Linked DNA regions of Homo sapiens: region 2 is linked to region 1. Evidence: read pairs that join two places in POLR2A ChIA-PET (ENCODE). Cell type or tissue: PC-3. All regions are shown on one strand.

Region 1 (8,000 bases):
TGGCATCTGCCGCTGTGGCTGCTGTTGACTGCTCTGTTGGCAGCTGCCACTCCATTGCTCACGGGTGGCTGCCGTGCTGCCCCCAACCTCCTCTGGACACCCCCATCTCACCGCACCCCACCACCAACACACACACACACCTCTTTCTGCTCATTGATGAGGACTTTCCATAGTGGCACACACTTTGCTGTGAGCATTGCTTGGGGAACAGAGAGCACAGGGGGTCTAGGTCAGCGACGCCTGCACAAGGATCTGCTGCCTCTTCCCACACTGCTAGACTTCTTGGCTCATCTTGGCTTTTGCCAGCAGCCCCATGGCTCTCCCTCCAGTCCAGCCTTTTGTGGATCTGAGTCCATCAGCTAAGTCTGTACATGTCTAAGCTAAAACTGCAGAGAAATTTAGCCTCTCTTGCCCAGGGCTTTGGGACTCTTGCAATACTCCTGGTCATGCCTCTGTCCTGAACTGTCTGGAGCTCTCTGACAGCCAGGAGGTGACTGCCTGTCACACACATGTGCACACGCACACACACACACACACACACATGCGTACACACACACACACACGCACACACACACACACACACACACACTCTTAGCAGTTGGCTGGCCGCCATCTAATGTAGCAGGTCATGTTAGCACACTGTCTTCCCTGACACTGTTCAAAATATTAGTCCCAAATTATTAGCTATATGAAGGAGCTGACAGCTACTACTCTCAAACTTCTCAGTGTTCTGAGTCTAAATATGCTGTGGGCTCTGTGCATACATTTCATGAGGATAAAGGAAGCACAGGGAGATAGGGAAGAAAGGAACAAAACAGGAATGAAGGGAAAGGAGCCCTTTTGGGCAAGCAGATTCCAAGGGGTGCTCTTGTTGGGTTTTGACCACCCAGAGGGCACCAAGAGGACAGGAACACCAGAGGCAGGGGAAGAGCTGCTATAAGAAGAGGATGTAAAGAAGACAAGGGAGTGTGAAACACAAAAGTCACTTCTCGGATCCACCGTTGCCTTCTCTGCTTCTCCTAGAGGCCAGCGCCACATCTTTTCACCTGTTTAGCCCACCCTCAACTCCACCGCATGCCCTAGAAACTCCCAGGCTAGAGATTCATTTTTGGCAACTACCAACACCCAGGAAAAACTCTGTCTGTATCTCTCCTTGACCAAAACGTATGTACCACCTAAAATGTTGTTAAAATGAATATCGGCCGGGCGTGGTGGCTCACGCCTGTAATCCCAGCACTTTGGGAGGCCGAGGAGGGCAGATCACGAGGTCAGGAGATCAAGACCATCCTGGCTAACACAGTGAAACCCCATCTCTACTAAAAATACAAAAAATTAGCCAGGCATGGTGGCGGGCGCCTGTAGTCCCAACTACTCGGGAGGCTGAGGCAGGAGAATGGCGTGAACCCAGGAGGCGGAGTTTGCAGTGAGCGGAGATCACCCCACTGCACTCCAGCCTGGGCGACAGAGAGAGACTCCGTCTCAAAAAAAAAAAAAAAGAAAAAAAAAGAGAATATCATCCTCAACGGTTTTGGATAAAAACAGACAAAGAACATTAAAGTGAGAAAGGCTGACAGGGCCCCAGCCACAGTGGAAGTCAGGAGGATTGGATGCAGATCCTAAATGTGCGATATAAGATGACGCTGCTCTCTCTGCTTCCCCACTGGTCCAAAGTCATTACATTTCTTTTTTTCTTTTCTTTTCTCTCTCTCTCTTTTTTTTAAATAGGGTCTCACTCTGTCACCCAGCCTGGCATGATCATGGCTCGCTACAGTTGCAACCTCCCCAGGCTCAGGTGATCCTCCTGCCTCAGCCTCACTGAGTAGCTGGGACTGCAGACACACACCACCACACCTAGCTAATGTTTGTATTTTTTGTAAAGACGGGGTTTCACCATGTTGCCTGGACTGGTCTTGCACTCCTGGGCTCATGCAATCCACCCACCTCAGCCTCCCAAAGTGCTGGGATTACAGATGTGAGCCACCGCGCCCAGCCCAAAGTCATTACCTTTCTAGGTGTTTGGTCCTTCTGGCTTGTAGCAGGTTCCTGACTCAGCACCCCTACCATGAGCATATTTTAAACCCCAGGTTGACGTGCAGGTCTGGCAATGCTATTGGGCAGCCTACATTCAGGGCTCATGGTCACCATGTCCTCACTCTGATTGTGGCTCTGCCAATAACTACAGCATCTATTCCACTTTTTAGAAAACTATGTTGCTTTGACATTTACAAATGCATATTTGCATTGTTGTAAGCTTAAAAATGCAAAAGAAAAAGTTAATAGAGGAAAACAAAAATCACCATCATCCCCAGGTCCACAGGTACCCACTGTGAACTCATTGTGCATTTCCTGTCCACTTTCTTCTATTCATTTTGAAAATTTGTAACATAACAAGGGTCATTCTGTACATACAGTTTTGTGTCTGCAAGGCCTAGTCTTAGAGCTCTGCATGGACGGGGATGACAGCTAATATTTTGGCTGCTTGAGAAGTCACATTTAGATCCTTGCATCACAGTAGAGGCCCTGACATTCCACTAACTTTATTAGGCATGGATGAGATTTTGGACAGCACTCTAATGAGCCGCAGTGCTCTGAAGAGCATTCTTTTCTTATCTCAGCTGTTGAGCGTGAGGTCCCAGGGTGCAGAACAATGTGAAAGTCCACATGAACATTTTCAGTGTTTGAAAACCAGCATATAAAGCACAGAAGTGCTTCTAAGAACAAGGTCAGGAACACTTTTGAGGTTCAATGGGTAGGGTTATCCAAAATAGTTTATTTCATCATTTAGCATTTCTATGTTCTTTTAAATAAAAGCTACATAAATGGCAGAATGCAAAGATTGTTTCAACTAAAAATTCACTGTTAGTTAAAAAAAAATGTCAGATTCAGGATCCTCTGGCTCAATTTCAGAGAACTATAAAAACTTTTTCTAAGAAAACATTTTGAGAACACGTCACAAAATATCTTGTAATAAGCTTTCAGATACACCCCATTTTGATGTAACGATTTCCCAAGTGGTCCCCAAAATGTCTTTGCAGAGTTGGTTCCTAGAGAACCTCTTAATCAAAACTTAAACTAAATGTAAGTCAGCAGTTTCACTTTGACTTTGCAAACATTTCATGAGTCATAGTCAATTATATAATCTCGAATCAAGAGGGCATTGTTATTTGTTCATTGAAGAAACAGACTGTGCCCTGCTAATTCAACTGAAAAATGACTCAAACCCAAAGAAAGCAAAGAAAATGGAGAGCAATCTTCCTTTAAAGAGAGAAGAATGGTTAAGAGTCTCTTCTTTCAGCAGAGAATGAGTAACTCTTATATAGGTTACCAACATTATGGCTGGGCGCAGTGGCTCACACCTGTAATCCCAGCACTTTGGGAGGCTGAGGCGGATGGATCACCTGAGGTCAGGAGATTGAGACCAGCCTGATCAACGTGGTGAAACCCCGTCTCTACTAAAATACAAAATTAGCCAGGCATGGTGGCGCATGCCTGTAATCCCAAGTACTTGGGAAGCTGAGGCAGGAGAATTGCTTGAACCCAGGAGGCGGAGGTTGCAGTAAGCTGAGATAGCCCCATTGCACTCCGACCTGGGCAACAAGAGCGAAACTCCATCTCAAAAAAAAAAAAAAGATTACCAATATTAGCATTGTGCACATGCATACACACATAATCTAAGGAAGAAGAATGCCAATGTTCCTCTTTATCCCAGGATGTTAACCCAAAGAGTTTAGGAAATACTGCTATTTCTTTCACAAATCAGTTGTGAATCATTCATGCCTTAAAATCCTGTTGTCAGTGGTTAGCATCCTAAAGCCCCTCTCGGTCCTCCCATGAGTGCTTTATTAAGCTGGGATAAAGCTACTCCATGCCCAACAATAAGCAAGGCTCTGTGCAGCTGAGAGAAGAGACCAGGGGACAATTGCTGAGAGCCTAGGGGAGGTGGGCGGGTCCACACTTAGCAGTTTCACTTGGGCTGCAGGGCATACTTTCATTCAAAGAAAGAGTCTTTCATGGAATCAACCCAAATGCCCATCAATGACAGACTGGATAAAGAAAATGTGGCACATATATATCATGGAATACTACGCAGTCATAAAAAGGAATGAGATCATGTCCTTTGCAGGGACATAGATGAAGCTGGAAACCATTATCCTTAGCAAACACTGCATGCCCTCACTTATAAGTGGGAGCTGAACGATGAGAAAACATGGACACATGAAGGGGCACAACACACACTGACTAGGGCTTCTAGGGGAGGTGTGGGTACTGAGAACATCGGGAAAAACAGCTAATGCATGCTGGGCTTAATACCTAGGTGATGGGTTGATAGGTGCAGCAAACCACCGTGGCACACATTTACCTATGTAACCAACCTGCACATCCTGCACATGTATCCTGGAACTTAAAACGAAATAAAATAAAAAATTAAAGATGGGTTGATGGATGGATAGAGGGATGGATAAAAGGACTGATAAGCAATAAAGCAAATACCATAAAATGTTTAAAAAAAGAAAAGAAAAAAGAAAGTAGTCTATGACTTAAAAAAAAAAACTTGGAAAACTGTGAATCTATACTCTTCAATTTTGCAAAAATTTAGCAATTCTGTGCCCGAATCATGTATAACATTCATCAGTTGGCATATTACTTTAAAAATGAAACCCCGAAGTGAATGAAGACTTCACCTCACCAGTCATTTTCCAAGCCCCATGCATGGAGGAAGCATTTCTCCCATGACTGCGAACGGTGTTTTGTCTTCCCTCCCAAAAGGAAAGAACAATTACTTTACAACTTCATGAAAGCTGAAATGCAGGCAGACCTCTTTGTGGGTAAAGTCTAAAGCAGATGCAATTTTAGGTTAAACATAGAGTATTATTACTTATTCTGATTCTTCAACTGAGCCTCTGAAAATATTTATTTTCTATTTGTTTAAATGTAGGTATTGAGAGACATGGCTTCCTTTTTTCTTTCTTTGTTAAACAAATGCTCAGATGTGATGGCTCATGCCTGTAATCTCAGAATTTTAGGAAGCTGAGGCAGGAGGATCGCTTCAGGCCAAGAGTTCCAGACCTGCCTGGGCAACATATGATGACCCACGTCTCTACAGAAAAATGTAAAAATTAGCCAGGCATGGTAGCGTGCACTGTAGTACTTAGCTACTTGAGAGGCTGAGGTGGGAGGATCCCTTGAGTTTGGGAGTTTAAGGATACATTGAACTATGATGACAACAGTGCACTCCAGCCTGGGTGACACAGTAAGACCCTGTGTCTAAAAACAACAAAAAAACACTAACAATATCAATAACAACAACAAAAAAAGAAGCAAAGTAGATTTTTCCGCCACCCCCCAAAAAACATAAAGTCCAACACGTAAACACCAGATTCCCCATGGGCTTTGAAGAAACAGACATTTTATGCCCCTTAGCAAATTACTCTTGGATGAAATTGGCAGCACTCTACTTCTTTAGGTAAGTAAATAAAGATTGTTATATTTGAAAACAATGGCTTTTATTGTTATGAACTAGGAGTGGCTTTAATGGAGAAGTTGCCCTGTTACTTGACCACTGAAAAGGAAGAGCTACAGACCAGCTATTCTAAACCCAAAGTAATTATTTTGTTAGACTTAGCTCCACATTTAAGTGGCTTATAATCAATAAATCTATAAAACAAGTTAACTCGGCCACTTACTAAAGCATATTTTACAGTCAATTATCTTGGCACATACACCCAAAAGTTATATTAATCACCCTTAAAATATTACATATATGCTGTATTTAAATTTTAGAGTTGAAATCAACATGTAGTTACACCTGTTTAGATTTTCCAGGTTAAAATCATTGTTGTCGTAGTCTATGGTCTACATGTGTATCCCTGATCCCTCACATTATAGTTTGGACTCAGCTGAGATATGAGGAAGGAATGATGAGGGAAGGGACCAGCATTCTTACGTGGATCGTCATCTCCTGGGGCCATGCACTGGTAGGATCTAGAGGTTTGTGATGTTCCCAAACGGTCATGAGACTCTTGGGCACAAGGGTTGAGGCTATCTGATCCAGGCACCCCATAAACCTTGAAATATTAGCATGGTGTTTTGTTAAATGTGTCTGTGTGTGTACCGTTCTCCAGGCTACGAAAGCACTTGTTTAATCTGCAGCATAGAACAGGCTGCATTCTTATTTAATGCTAGGAACACTTAAATCCAACTGGCTGGTTCTCAATCCGTGTCAAAGGCTCAGTTACAATAAACAGTATTTATATAATATTCTTAAAGGTACACCTATTACTCTATATTCCAGAGTTATTTATTGAGCCCTGGGACTTCGGGGGATCATGATCACTGAAATTGTGTGGATAATTTAACGTGATATGTGCATTTACAGCTTTCATCATAGTCTCAAATTGAACCAGGACATATAAAAAGTAAGAATCACTAATCCACATTTTAAGATTAAGTATCTCAAAGGAGGTAGTACTAATAAGTAAAAATAAATAATACCTTATACTCTCAAAAGGTTAAAAAAATTATACTAAATATTTTAAATCTAGATTCTAATTGAAGGCTTGAAGGCATTTGGAATGGAATAAACAGCGTGGTGCCTGAGATTTACGATGTGTTGGTTATGACATCTATTTGAGCGCTCATGGAGTTTTGCTGATTTGCTGATTCCTTGTTGTGTGCTGGATGTGTGAGTTTATAGATAGACAACTTCCAAATAAATGAGATTCAACTACACTTCATTTTCTGTGGAAACCATCCAGAGAGTTCTCATTGCTCACATTTGTGGATCTATATACCAATGCAAAGAAATGTTTATTCCAGTCTTTATCTGACAGCTAGCTTCTGTTATTGAGTTAAATCTCCTGAATCCAGTAACAGAAACATTTATAGACCTTGACTCCACAAACCACTAGGTTCTGCTGTCAGAAATCTCTGAGTCACGCTCACTTCGAGAGGCAGCAAAACCAAATTTGCCCACTTCCTCTTTCTTGTGTGCTTTATTTGTCTCATTTAGTTGTAACCACATGATATGGTGGGGGGAGTCTGGACACATATGGAAATCCTGCTTCTGCCTCCCACTAGCTGTAGGACTTTGGATAAACTATTATTCTCTCCAAGTCCCAGCTTTTTCTTTTCTTCTCTTTAGTGGGGGAAGGGGGTTTTGCTGTGTCTCCCAGGATGGAGTGCAGTGGCATGAGCTCAGTTCACTGTAGCCTCAACATCCCAGACTCAACTGATCCTCTCACCTCAGCCCCCCGAGTAGCTGGGACTATAGACATGTGCCACCACGCCTGGCTAATGTTTATATTTTTTGTGGAGACAGGGCTTCACCATGTTGCCCAGGCTGGTCTCGAACTCCTGAGCTTGAGCGATCCCCCAGCCTCGGCCTCCCAAAGTGCTGGGATTATAGACATGGGCCACTGTGCCTGGCCCAAGTCTCAGATTTTTCATCTGAAAAGTGACTATAACTTAGGACCCAGGGTGCTTGTAAGGATTAAATGACATAATTTTCATGAATTTACCCAGTTGTCATCAGGCACTTAGTAGATGCTTAATAATTACTTATTTCTTATCCTTTCCCACCTTCCTTTATTTTGTGTATTGACTCTGCAACACCCAAATATATGGATCACCATCACTACTTATCATCTTTAGTGAGGCAATGTTGACCAGCAACCCAACAGCTTTAGTAAATCTTCCTAAGTTCCCATCAGATTTTGAACGCAACTATATTATAGCTATGATAGCACTTTTTTTTTTTTTTTTTTTGACAGAGTCTCGCTCTGTCACCCAGGCTGGAGTGCAATGGCACAATCTCAGCTCACTGCAACCTCTGCCTCCCAGATTCAAGCTATTCTCCTGCCTCAGCCTCCTGAGTAGCTGGGATTACAGGTGCATACCACCACGCCCGGGTAATCTTTGTATTTTTAGTAGAGACGGGGTTTCACCATGTTGGCCAGGCTGTTCTCAAACTCCTGACCTTGTGATCCGCCCACCTCGGCCTC
Region 2 (8,000 bases), 190 kb after region 1:
TGAACAGGATTTGCATCTGAGCACTGCCTCATACCCAGTATTTGTTCACTATAAGGATACTCCTGGCCGGGCACAGTGGCTCACGCCTGTAATCCCAACGCTTTGGCAGGCCAAGGCGGGCAGATCACAAGGTCAGGAGTTCGAGACCAGCCTGACCAACATGGTGAAACCCCATCTCTACTAAATACAAAAATTAGCCGGGCATGGTGGTGCATGCCTGTAATCCCAGCTACTCAGGAGGCTGAGGCAGAAGAATCGCCGGAACCCAGGAGGTGGAGGTTGCAGTGAGCTAAGATCGCATCATTGCACTCCAGCCTGGGCAACAGAGCAAGACTCAAAAAAAAAAAAAAAAAAAAGATACTCCTTGTCTCTATCATCTCAAACCTAAATATGATTATCCCCTTCCCCCTCCCCCAAAGAAAATGAATAAATACTTGAAAATAAAAATCAATTGTTACCATCTGGATGGAGGCGAAGCTTCTTTGAGAGTTTAACCAGCACGGGAACACTGATGGCCCACGCTGGGTCTTAAGGCTTGAAAGCTTGAATAGCCACACAGGTCTGGTAGCTGCTACTGACCTCCCTGTCTCAGGCCTTTGGAGAGGTGGTTTTTAGCTTCATTCATCATCACTGCTTTCTCAGACACCAAGACTGCCAATTCCACTGAAGGCAGAGCTGCCAATTAGCTTGGATTTTAACTTCTCTTTATGGGAATTTTTGGTGGATTTTTTCAACTTTTAAGTTCAAAGTACAAGTTTGAAAACTGACAGCATCTAAAATATGATGTACATGAATCATTAATTATGAATCACATCTCCCTACACAGAGTTCCAAACCTATAATGTTTGGGAGGAGAGGATTGGTCTAGGTATCTTACAAATATCTTTTGAAAAGTACTACTCAACACACAAAAATTAGACAAATATTAACTTGGAAACTGATCTAGAAGAAATTATATGTGTTTCTAAAGGGTTGGAAAGGGGCTTCTTTGGCGCATACAGAATTTTCCAGTTTTAAAAGAACTTTTCTACATTAATCACTTACTAAAGCTCTGTTCCAGAAACAGGCACACACTGAATAAAATATAGAAACAGTTTTTTCCCCTGGCTCAAAGATGCCTTACAAAAAGTCTCCTTCATCTATAAAAGGCAAATCAGGTCAACTTTTAAGTTTTTTATTTAACACCTGCATTTCCCAAAACGCATCAGGTATGAGTCCTGCTCACCATAAGACCAAATCTGTTCTTAATACGAACAGCGTGATTCACGTCACTCCAGGTTACTCCCTGCAAGGCGCCTCTTTGACACGGTGGGCATCATTCTTTCTCCTCGCTGCACAGGCAATCTAAAAGTCCCTTGAGAAGTTTGAGACTTTCTGTGATTTGGAAACTGAAGAAGCAACTCTGGTGACTAAGGAACAGGGGTAATCACCCTTCTGGTGGTTGCTTCTGTAAGATCTGCTTCTATAAGTTACTCCCAACAGTGCTTATAGGAGCAGATCTTTCCAAATAACTTCTTGGCTCCCAAGAAGAACCGGGCTGGTTTCCTTAATTGGGCTTGGCGCGACGGGACACCTTCCATCTGGGGCTGTTCTGCCAGGACAATAACTCACTGGCATACCCACTACATCGTGGACACACCCATGTATTACTGCCACACCCACCAGTTATCAAAAGCAGCAGTAAAGCAGGAAATGTAGTAAGTGTTGGGTATTAACTATGGTAAAACAAGAGATATGGCCTTCAAGGGTGTGCCTTTGTGGATGCTTCCCCTCGGCCGTGTAATGCCTACTCTACACGTCAATATCGCCAGCCCTCAGGTCTCTTTATGCTAGTGGAAGAACTGAGGAAAGACATTTAAGAACTCACTTACCATCACCCCTCGACAGCATGACATTTAAAAAGGTACAACTGTCTTCTCTTTTCTCTCTCTCTCTTTTTCTTTTTTTTTTTTTTTAGACGGAGTCTCACTCTGTCTCCCAGGCCAGAGTGCAGTCGTGCGATCTCGGCTCATGGCAGCCTCCGCCTCCTGGCTTCCAGTGATTTCTCCTGCCTCGGCCTCCTGGGTAGCTGGGATTACAGGCACGGGCCACCACGCCCAGCTAATTTTTATTTTATTTTATTTTATTTTATTTTATTTTATCTTATTTTTTGAGATGGAGTCTTGCACTGTCACCTAGGCTGGGGTGCAATGGCACGATCTTGGCTCACTACAACCTCCCCCTCCTGGGTTCCAGCAATTCTCCTGCCTCAGCCTCCCAAGTAGCTGGGATTACAGGCACACACCACCACACCCAGCTAATCTTTTGTATTTTTAGTAGAGACGGGGTTTCACTATGTTGGCCAGACTGGTCTCGAACTCCTGACCTCAGGTGATCCGCTTGCCTCGGCCTCCCAAAGTGCTAAGATTACAGGCGTAAGCCACTACACCTGGCCATCTTTTCTTTTTTTAAAATATTTTTTAATTAAAAATTTTTACTTTTTTAAGTTAAAATAGAGACAGGGATCCCACTTTGTTGCCCAGGCTGGTCTCGAACTCATGGGCTCAAGCAGTCCTCTCGCCTCAGCCTCCCAAAGTGTTGGGATTACAGGCATGAGCCACTGTGCCCAGCCTTCTCCTCTTTTTTTGCGGGGGCAGGTGGTGAGGGGGTTCAAGTGATTCTCCTGCCTCAGCCTCCTGAGTAGCTGGGACTACAGGCACGTGCCACCACACCCAGCTAATTTTTGTATTTTTAGTTTCAACACCATTTCATATTAACACACTGCATAAAGGATGTGGGATCCAGTTTTCTCTTTACCATTCCTCTCACCAATGGGCAGTTTACTATTTATAAAAGGCAGAGTATCCTTGTTTGATTTGAGATTGAAACTACCCCGTTGGAAGATGTGATTTTTTTTTCCAGGATATGCCTGAGTTCTATGCAACAAAAGTAGCACCTAGGCTTTATTAAGCACTTAAAATATGGCTGATATTATGATAAATGCTTCACTCACATTATCTCATTTAGCCCTGAAAACAAATCCTGAAAGTTTAGTAACAGCATGATTCCAAGTTTAAAGATGAGCTAGTTGACTAAACAATGTACATAAATTGGCCAACGTCAGGCAACCATGAGAGGAGTAAAGGATCCAAACTTGGGCAGCTCCTGAACAGCCCTGGTTCTCCAGTACTGTGTCACCCTGCAGCAGCCACAATGTTTCAGAATGAGGAACGGCCCACCCACAAACACACTGATTTATCCAGCCCCAACAGAGACAGGAAGAGACTGTGAATGAATGGACACATGAATACATTTTCTCTCCAGGCAAAATCCCTAAAAGTAAAACAATTATTCTCTATTGCAGGCAATTAACTACAGGCATGTGCTCCCACCTTTACCCAAAACAGACGCGCTGAAGCCAGAGCCATGGTTTTTATAGGCTGATTCCAACTTTGTTGGACAAAGAGACTTTAGGGTTTTACCTTCTTCCCTGTCAAATATTTACCAAAGACCTTTATTGCCAGGGCCCTAATTTGAACAAACAGATGCCATCCTTGACCATCTCAAGGACAAATGTTAACACTACTATCACTTGACTTTGAGATGAAAATAATTATTTTTAAAAGAGAAAAAAGAATGTTAACTACATGAAACAAAAAACAAACCAAACAACTCTAATCTTTACATCTTATCAACAGTATGTCACTCTCACTATAACTTTAGATCTGTAAAGCGCAAACAAAACTAGCAATAACAACGATAAGATCTAAACTATGCAATCTGCTTTTATAAGAAAAGTAAGGTAGTCTTATAATGTTTTTATAATGTTATAGTTACATAATTACCACCAAAGATGATAATTACCAACCTTAACCCACAAAATTGGTGTGAGATCTTTTGATGACAATTAAGTCATTATAACAGATTGATTTCACATCATTTACCACTCCCAGGAAGTCTACCACAGTTTCATTTAACAAGGCAGATTCTTCTTAGATTTCTTCCTGAATTCCTAAGGTTGCTTATGGACATTTGTACTTTTTTATTTCTTTGTTATTAGTTACTACTCTTAGGAAATGTTCCTTTTCTCCTTAATTCATGAGAGCATGACTTTAGGAGATGGAATTTCTACAGCATGACTGGAACATTACATATCAAGTTAAAGTTCATCTTAAAATCTGAAAATACGAAAAAGATACTAATCCACATGCTATCTTAAGGAAATATTTTTTCAATATTCATTCTAGGGATGGATCTTTTTAAAAGATAAAAGAAAAGAAATAAGAACACCCTCAGGATGTGAAAACAATTGATACCAAAAAAAGTTACAAAACACAATTTCAAATTGCTAAAATATACAGATGAGGATGCTAAATTCAAAGTTAAAATAACAGCTATCCATGTCCTCCAAGAGATCATATACTCAGAAATCATGACTGGGGTCAGGGGTGACAGGAGCAGAAAAATTGGGACTTTTTTAAAAAGGTAACTATTAAAAACTTAAAATGTACCTTGTTAAATTACTTTCAAATCACATTCCACTGAATTCTAACTTTGGACTGTTGAAAATGGAAGCTTTCCCAGAACTGAGTGTACGTTTAACCCCAGGAATGATGCGACAACCTCAACCACATGAACAATCTGGAAAATGACACAAAGGGGAGGGCGAGCGGCCACACCCTTCAGAGGTGGGGTTTTGTGGGTTTTGAGTTTTTTTTCATTCTGCCTAATCAATTCCCATTCATTTCAAGTATAACCTGTGTGTTCTTACAGGGTTCAGGAACTCAGAAATAAATACCCACATGGCTGCTTCTGGATCTGGTACAACAAATATATGATTCCCCTGGGCCTGTGTCTGAGATGCTCACTGTATGTATTTTCAAGATTTCGGTGTAAAGTCACCCTATTGCTGCTGGGCACGATGACTCACGCCTGTAATTCCAGCACTTTGGGAGGCCAAGGTGGGCAGATCACTTGAGGTCAGGAGTTCAAGACTAGTCTTGGTAACACGGTGAAACCACATCTCGACTAAAAATACAAAAATTAGCCTGGTGTGGTGGCGCACGCCTGTAGTCCCAGCTACTTGGGAGGCTGAGGCACAAGAATCGCTTGAACCCGGGAGGTGGAGGTTGCAGTAAGCCGAGATCCCACCACCGCACTCCAGCCTGGGTGACCAAGTGAGAGTCCATCTCAAAACAAACAAACAAACAAACAAACAAACAAAGTCACTCTATTGTATATTAGCGTATGGGTATAAATACTAATAAATACTAGGTACACTGAAATCGGGGGATGAGGAGTGTTCTGTTGGAAATACTGGATTATATTGTTTATCTTACATGTACCCTTCTTTGGGGGCGTGGGGTTAGGGAATCCTAACCCTCAGATGATTGATATTTCTAACCACTTCCAGAGAAAAAATTCCAACCAATGCTATGCTTTGGCTTATCCCACCAGAGTGAAGTCTCTGAACATATAAAGACTAAATTACATACTAAGCTAGAAACAATTCCTAATCGTTCATCAGCAAGGGGCAGCAGATCACAGGTGATAACACAGAAAACACCCACACCTCAAGGTGTGACCTCCGGGGAACACTCCCCTCCAAACTTCCGCCGTCTGGGCTCCTCCGCCTTCCCCCACCCCAGTCTCCCTCCTCTCCATTCATCATGGCTCCCCTTTCCTCTCCCACTCCCTGTCAGCCCAAACTCCCATCTCTTTTTTTTAGCTCAGGTCAATGTGTTAGTAGTTTCTTCTTTCTTTAATGAAGAGTTTTTAATGTTTTCTTATGCTTAAAGTCAGCTCAGTTTTACATTTCACAGATCAAAGGAAATAAATACCCAGTAAGTCAAGTTCCTTTTTGCACAGAGCCTTTCAGTGACATTTCCCCTGGAGATCCAGGAGCTTCCCCTACAGTAGGGTGACTGGGCCACTGCAGGTCTAAAACCCAGTTAGTGCTACATCCCATTAAAGAGAGGACAGTGCCTGCCTGATAGAATTCTGAATCAAATAATGAGCCCTAAAAAATAAATACACATGTATGCATATTTATATGTATGTATCTAAGTATATATATCATATGTATTATGCATGTATATATGATATATAATATGCATATGTATCCATGTATTGTGTGTGTATATACGTATACAATATATCTAATATGTATAATGTATCTATTATATGTGTGCACACACAATACATAGATACAAATACACACACAGTTCCTCCACAAAGGAAGGCCACGAAAAGATCTTCATTCTTTCCTTGGATCCCACCTGCTTGGAGACTTACAGAGGGGCTTGGTGATCTAACATCCCACTCCCGACTCTCCAGCCTCATCTATTTCCATTCACCTCACAACAGAGCCACCACATCGGCTTCTTTCAGTGGCTGACAATGTCAAAATGCCATGCTGTCTCTTGCCTCCCAGTTTTCTGCCAAGAACATTCTCCTGCCCTAGACAGAGCTACCTCCTGCTCATCCTACAAGTCTCTATTTATTTTATTTAAATTTTTTTTTTTTGAGATGGAGTTTTGCTCTTGTTGCCCAGGCTGGAGTGCAATGGCATGATCTTGGCTCACTGCAACCCTCTGCCTCCCGGGTTCAAGTGATTCTCCTGACTCAGCCTCCTGAGTAGCTGGGATTACAAGCGCCCGCCACCATGCCCGGCTAATTTTGTATTTTTAGTAGAGATGAGGTTTCTCCATGTTGGTCAGGCTGGTCTTGAACTCCCGACATCAGGTGATCCGCCCACCTCGGCCTCCCAAAGTGCTGGGATTACAGGCGTGAGCCACCGCGCCCGGCCCAGGTCTCAATTTAAATGTCTCTTCCTCCAGGAAGCCTTCTCTTGTGGCGCCCATTCATAACTGCATGAGATACTCCTCCCTCTGCACTTCTATGATGCCCTGTAGTCTAAATGCCTGTTGATTTGTCTGTATTCCACTTAACTGAAGTCACCAAACAAAGACAGCCCCTGTCTTATTCACTGCACCTAGAAAAGAACTTGACAAACGGTAGGTACTCAATAAACAGCTGGTGAATTCTATTTCAAGTTGATTGGTTTCTCTCCAGTTGCACCAGTTTTCCTGCTAACAAATGCCTTCCACCTAGGGTCTGTACCAGACATGACATACATATGATTTCATGGCATTCTGAATGTTTCAGATAAATCTTAAAAGATATAAAGGTAAATACTTAATAACAAGGAATTCTTCCAAGGTTTTGGATCTGTCCATTACAAATCTTTTCTACTTACATGGGTAATTATAGAATAACACCAAACTCAGAGAGAGAGCTATTTACTCATTTCCTGATCTTCATTTCCAAAACAATGTGAAAAAAAAAAATGAAGAGATAATTTCTGCTGAATAACTCTTCTCTGTAGAAGCCACCAGTACATAGTCATTCACTAAATGAATGGCATTGTTAGTATTAAAATAAGGGATTGCATAATCTACAGTGTCCTGTTACCCAGTTCAGGGAGGGCATAACATGTCCCCATTTATCAGATATCTAGTTACCAAACAGCTGATTACAGATTTTAAAGGAATTAAAATAAAACGCATTCAGCATCCTGAGAATACAAAGAGCTGTGTGCATTGAGGGAGGTGCTTCACGAGCAGGTGGTTTCTTAGGACATCGATTCCTCTCCTCCTGTTTGTTCTTGAATTTACTCATCAGCTGTGTGTCCCACCAACCCACCAAAACCACCCTGTCAAGTTCACCAACCTGCACACAGCTAACTAGATACAATAGTCAATTCTCAGTCATCCTCTCACTGACCTCACAGCAGTATTTGCCCCAGTTGATCACTACCTTGTTCTGGGAACACCTCCTTCGCTTGCCTCTGGCCATCACCCTCTCCTATTCCTCTTCCTACATACTGGCAGCAACTTCACTGCAATCCTTGCTGGTTGCTCAGCTCCCAGATTTCTAAAGGCTGCGATGCCCTAGATTCCTTTCCTTGTCTCCCTACTCTCACTCACTTGGTGAGGTCATCCAGTCTCAAAGATTTAATA

The links. ChIA-PET counts read pairs that join two places held together with the same protein. Peaks named below come from ENCODE experiments on the same cell type or tissue, not always from the same donor. Only the 100,000 strongest peaks of a DNase experiment are listed, where the experiment ranks them.
Region 2: POLR2A ChIA-PET joins it to region 1 with 7 read pairs; 2 of 35 experiments call an interaction of 5 or more read pairs at or near these places.

Annotation. Positions count from the first base shown.
Region 1 is chr6:154,295,348-154,303,347 of GRCh38, forward strand. The region is part of intron 1 of IPCEF1 (interaction protein for cytohesin exchange factors 1); the gene reads right to left. Among named protein-coding and RNA genes, the nearest start is that of IPCEF1, 57 kb to the right of the region's middle. RefSeq lists an enhancer at 7,247-7,296. In PC-3, no CTCF peak of the experiment used is centred here; DNase peaks (open chromatin) are centred at 3,194 and 6,954; H3K4me3 peaks cover 550 bases; H3K27ac peaks cover 4,048 bases.
Region 2 is chr6:154,484,360-154,492,359 of GRCh38, forward strand. The region is part of intron 1 of CNKSR3 (CNKSR family member 3); the gene reads right to left. Among named protein-coding and RNA genes, the nearest start is that of CNKSR3, 22 kb to the right of the region's middle. In PC-3, no CTCF peak of the experiment used is centred here; a DNase peak (open chromatin) is centred at 4,622; H3K4me3 peaks cover 720 bases; H3K27ac peaks cover 2,593 bases.